Regions from separate parts of the Homo sapiens genome. Here region 1 is linked to region 2. Evidence: chromatin loops called from intact Hi-C (ENCODE). Cell type or tissue: CD4-positive, alpha-beta T cell. All regions are shown on one strand.

Region 1 (2,500 bases), 270 kb after region 2:
GCAGTGAGGTATGATCACGCAGCTACACTCCAGCCTGGGTGACAGAGAAAAGTCCCTACCCCTATTAAAAATAAAAAAGATGTCCAAGATATGCATGCTAAAAACTATAAAACACTGATGAAACAAATAAAAGAATATATAAATAAATGAATTTCAGGGATTGAAAGACTTTATATTTTTAAGATGTCAATTTTCCTCCAATCGACCTGTATTAATGTAGGCCAAACAAAATCTCAGCAGGCTATTTTGTGGAAATAGACAAGATGATTCTAAAATTTATATGAAAAGATAAAGGAGCTAGAATAGTTTAAGCAATTCTGAGAAAGAACAATAAAGTTAGGACTCACATTACCTGATTTCAAGACTAGAAAATTGAACATCCATATGCGTAAAAGGGAACCTTGATCGCACACCTCCTATCATGTAAAAATTAACTCAAAATAGATCACAGATCTAAACGTATGAGCTAATACAAACTTTCAGAAGAAAACAGAAAAAAAGCTTTGTGACCTTGGGTTGGGCCAGTGGTTCTCACCCAGGGGATATATGGTAATATATGAAGACATTTTTGGTTGCTAGAACTAGGCATGGGGGTACTATTGGAATCAAGTGGGTAGAGGCCAGAGATTCTGCTAAACATCCCACAATGCACAAACAGCCCTTCAGAAGAATTATCTAACTCAAATATCAACAGTATTAGTGTAAAGAAGCCTTGGGCTAGGCAATGTTTTTTTAGATTCAACATCAAAAGTAAGATTCATAAAGAAAATTCGACATCAAAAAACTTAAAATCTTTTACTCTTGTAAAGACACTATCACAAAAATGTACAGCCAAACTTCAGACTTGGAAAAAATATTTGGAAAACATATATGCTTATTTGGCAAGTAAGTGCAGGAAAAGAGGATCAACATCAATAGTCATCAGGGAAATACAAATTAAAACCACAATAATTAAGATGAAAATGACTGATCAGTGCAAACAATGGCAAGGATGTGGAAGAACTAGAACTCTCATACGATGCTGATGCAAATTAAAATGGTATAATCACTTTGGAAAATAGCTTGGCAGTTTCTTAACAGTTAAACTATTCTATTTTATTCTGTTCTGTTCTGTTCTATTCTATTCTATTCTATTCTATTCTATTCTATTCTATTCTATTCTATTCTATTCTATTCTATTCTATTCTATTCTATTCTCTATTCTATTCTGTTCTATTCTAATGTAGTTACCCAAGTGAAATGAAAATTTATGTCCACATAAAAATTCATACACAAATGTTTATAGCAGCTTTATTTTTAATAACCCCGAAGTGGTGACAACCCAAATGTCTAAAATCAGGTGAATGAATAAACAAACTGTGGTCTATCCATACAACAGTAATAAAAACGAATGAACTCTTGATATGCAGGACAACATGGATTATCTTAAAAACAATGACACTCACTTAAATAAATCCCCAAGCCACCCCCTAAGAGTAAATACTGTGTGACTACATTTATATAAAATTATAGAATATACAAGCTATTTTACAGTGACAGAAAGCACTAAGATTCCCTCATATAGGAAAAATAACTCATTTCCAATGGTTGTATTATGCTGGACTGAACTGAATGAAGAAAATCACAGGACAGATGAATTGAATGGATGATGACAAGGTTTTGCAGTAGAAAACTCTAAATCAGGGGTGTCCAATCTTTTGGCTTCCCTGGGCCACACTGGAAGAAGAATTGTCTTGGGGCATATGTAAAATGTGAATTGTCTTGGGCCACATGTAAAATATACTAATATTGGCTAGGCGTGGTGGCTTATGCCTGTAATCCCAGCACTTTGGGAGGCCGAGGCAGGTGGATCACCTGAGTTCAAGAGTTTGAGACCAGCCTGACCAGCATGGTGAAACTCGTCTCTACTGAAAATACAAAAATTAGCTGGGCATGGTGGCGCGCTCCTGTAATCCCAGTTACTTGGGAGGCTGAGGCAGGAGAACTGCTTGAACCCAGGAGGCGGAGGTTGCAGTGAGCCAAGGTTGCACCATTGCACTCAGACCTGGGGAACAGAGTGAGACTCTGTCTCAAAACAAACAAACAAACAAACAAACAAAAATATATATGTAGATATATATAGATACTTACATATACACACTCATTAACAATAGCTGATGAGCTTAAAAAAATCACAAAAAAAATCTAACAACATTTTAAGAAAGTTTACGAATTTGTGTTGGGCTGCATTCAAAGCTGTCCTGGGCCGCAGGCTGGACAAGCTTGCTCTAAATGGTGGCAAGAAAAGGTGACTATTAGCTATTAGACTATTTGGGTGTTATTCTGTGTCCATGTGTTTCCAGACTCCACCTAATGCCCCACAAATAATGTCTAAGGATCATGATTTCCCCCAACAACATTACAGGGATAAGACTTTGCCCTGTTTTCATTAAACAAGTCTAATGTGTCATTTTAGTGACTCAAGTCTAACCCCATCTTTTATTGCACAGAATGTCAAATT
Region 2 (2,500 bases):
CTCCATCTGGCCCACTTTATGAGAAGTAAGAAAGGAGGAGAAAATGTTTTCCATATAAAAAACATGAGAGGTCTCCAAGTTCCTATAATTTTGAATGCATTCTACAACAACCGAAACTTGCCATATTTGCCACTTAATTGCCTTCTCTTAAAATAATTTTTTTCTGTTAAAATTGGGTGAACAGATGGCAAAATTATATGGTCATCTTACTCTGAAAGCCACTCCTGCCTAACTGTAAATTAACATCAAATAACCTTACATGACTCAAAACTTTTTTTTATGTAATAAGGCTTACTTTTTAATAAGATTAAATGTCCAAAAAGTAAGTGGTTTAACAGATTTGTTAATTAATTGATACTAATCAGAAATGGTTAAACATATTTTGACTTTAATTCACAGGAGGAACAATCAATATCCTACAAAGGGGCAGAAGGAGCAGAAACAATTCCCCCTTGCTCTTGGCTCAATGACTTTAGCCATTAAAAGCAAAAGAACATTTACTTTAAATGTATCATTACAATCAATTCAAAACACATACAGATAGCTGGTAGAAGAGTGTTTCTTCATACCACTTGGTCCAAAATGTATTATTTTTCACAAAGGCCTCATATGGCAAAGACCTAATTTTCTCCTGCCATCCTCATTCCCAGAGAAATCATGAACAGATAAACTATCTCTATGTAGTATGATTTCCTAAATGTTATTATTTTTTATTTCTTTTTAATATAATGTTAAAAATTCTACTTATAAAGTTGCAATCAATGAAGTACAACCACTGGTTTACAATGCTTTCAGATGTTAAAAATAGTCACTATTGTCAAGGGCAGCAGCTAGAGAATTATGCTAAAGGTTAAAAAAAAAAGTCTCCAATTTCATCTCAAAATTGAGACTTGAGTGGGAAATCCAACAAAAAGTAAAGGGACATATGAGTTACCACAGCCACTGTGGAGATACACGCTAGTAACCAGGTTTTTTATCCTTTTATCTACAGGGAGGGAGAGTGGTTAAGAGATTTGTTTAAGGGCAGATTAAGTTTGAGTTCTGAGATTGCTGTCAAACAAAATGCAGATCAGATGCAAAAACATTAGAAAGCTTAATATTGCTGACTCCACGAGGTGTCAGTAGTGCTTCTTGTGTCACTCTGGGTAATTTCCTGGGTTAGTTCTGAGAAGCCAGTCCCACAGGAAGAGGTTATCACAGAGAACATCAGTACCTGCCAGTGCTCTTGCTTATGTGGCATGGAGCCTGGTGACACACCGTCCACCTCATGCTGCAGCAGCACACACTGGGACTATCAGCGCTGAAAATCTGGTTTAGGTGAAGTCACCACCATCCAGCAACACTATGATATCTAAAGAGTGGTCAGATTGTGATTGGACAGATCAGGGCTACGGCCATCTCCCATAATCTAGTTTTTCATATGCATGATCCAGTATGAAAGCCACGGGACTAACTCTAAAGTATATTCTTCCATGCAAGAGAAAAGGAGACTCAAACTGTTTGGTTTTACATAATTTCTGGTGTCAGTTTAAACACAACACCACAAGGACCTCTGAAGCAGCACACAGTGGCCTCTACAGATCATAAACCTGCAGCTGCATGTAAAAAACAAAATTATAAAACCCCTGCCATCTATGCCACTAGTAACTTTTAAGCCGCATGTACAATTCCAAAAGGGGAAACTGGGAGAAAACAAGTTCAACATACTAGGTTTATCAATAAATGCACATATTTGGACTCCATGTAACCCAAAGAGCATATTTTAAACCCACTGATTTATCAAATCTATGATGCTATCGGTTATGAAATACAGTATTTTATGTAACACTAAAAAAATTGCCAACTAAACTATAACCCATCAACAATTGTAAGATACACCCCAATTTCAGAGATGTTGAAATGGGAAACACTGCATCTCAGAATTTGTGAAATACAATGGATATTTTTACTAAGAAAGTTTATGTTTTAAAAGGAAGCTTCACCTTCCTTTTGCAAAATCTCTAACCAGGATATTTTTGGTACTGTATAAAAATGTCAGATAGAATGTGCCATACTCTCACTAAAAACTTTCTCTCTGCCTCTGAATTCTCCCTAGGGACTTAAGTCTTTGCAAAGCTCACAAATGAAATTTAGATGTCAGTTCAACATAACCTTGATTGATTTTGCAATATTATCTACTAATTAAAATAAAATGTTGGCCGGGCACAGTGACTCACACCTATAATCAGAGCACTTTGGGAGGCCAAGGCAGGCAGATCACCTGAGTTCAGGAGTTCAAGACCACCCTGACCAACATGGAGAAACCCCATCTCTACTAAAAATACAAAAAATTAGCCGGGCATGGTGGTACATGCCTGTAATCCCAGCTACTTGGGAGGCTGAGGCAGGAGAATCGCTTGAACCTGGGAGGCAGAGGTTGCAGTGAGCCGAGATCACGCCACTGCACTGCAGCCTGAGTGATGAAAGCCAAACTCCATCTCAATAAATAAATAAATAAAGA

What was found. Peaks named below come from ENCODE experiments on the same cell type or tissue, not always from the same donor. Only the 100,000 strongest peaks of a DNase experiment are listed, where the experiment ranks them.
Region 1: it touches region 2 in a loop (4-fold over the local background); 7 of 110 quality-filtered maps call a loop at or near these places.

The regions. Positions count from the first base shown.
Region 1 is chr15:52,596,053-52,598,552 of GRCh38, forward strand. All of the region lies in intron 9 of ATOSA (atos homolog A), which reads right to left. Among named protein-coding and RNA genes, the nearest start is that of ARPP19, 28 kb to the left of the region's middle. In CD4-positive, alpha-beta T cell, no CTCF peak of the experiment used is centred here; no DNase peak of the experiment used is centred here.
Region 2 is chr15:52,330,486-52,332,985 of GRCh38, forward strand. MYO5A (myosin VA) reads right to left here. Exons shown (of 42, transcript NM_001382347.1): 35 at 1-14. Among named protein-coding and RNA genes, the nearest start is that of MYO5C, 36 kb to the left of the region's middle. RefSeq lists an enhancer at 1,263-1,392. In CD4-positive, alpha-beta T cell, a CTCF peak has its summit at 1,104 (motif pointing right); a DNase peak (open chromatin) is centred at 1,156; H3K27ac peaks cover 383 bases.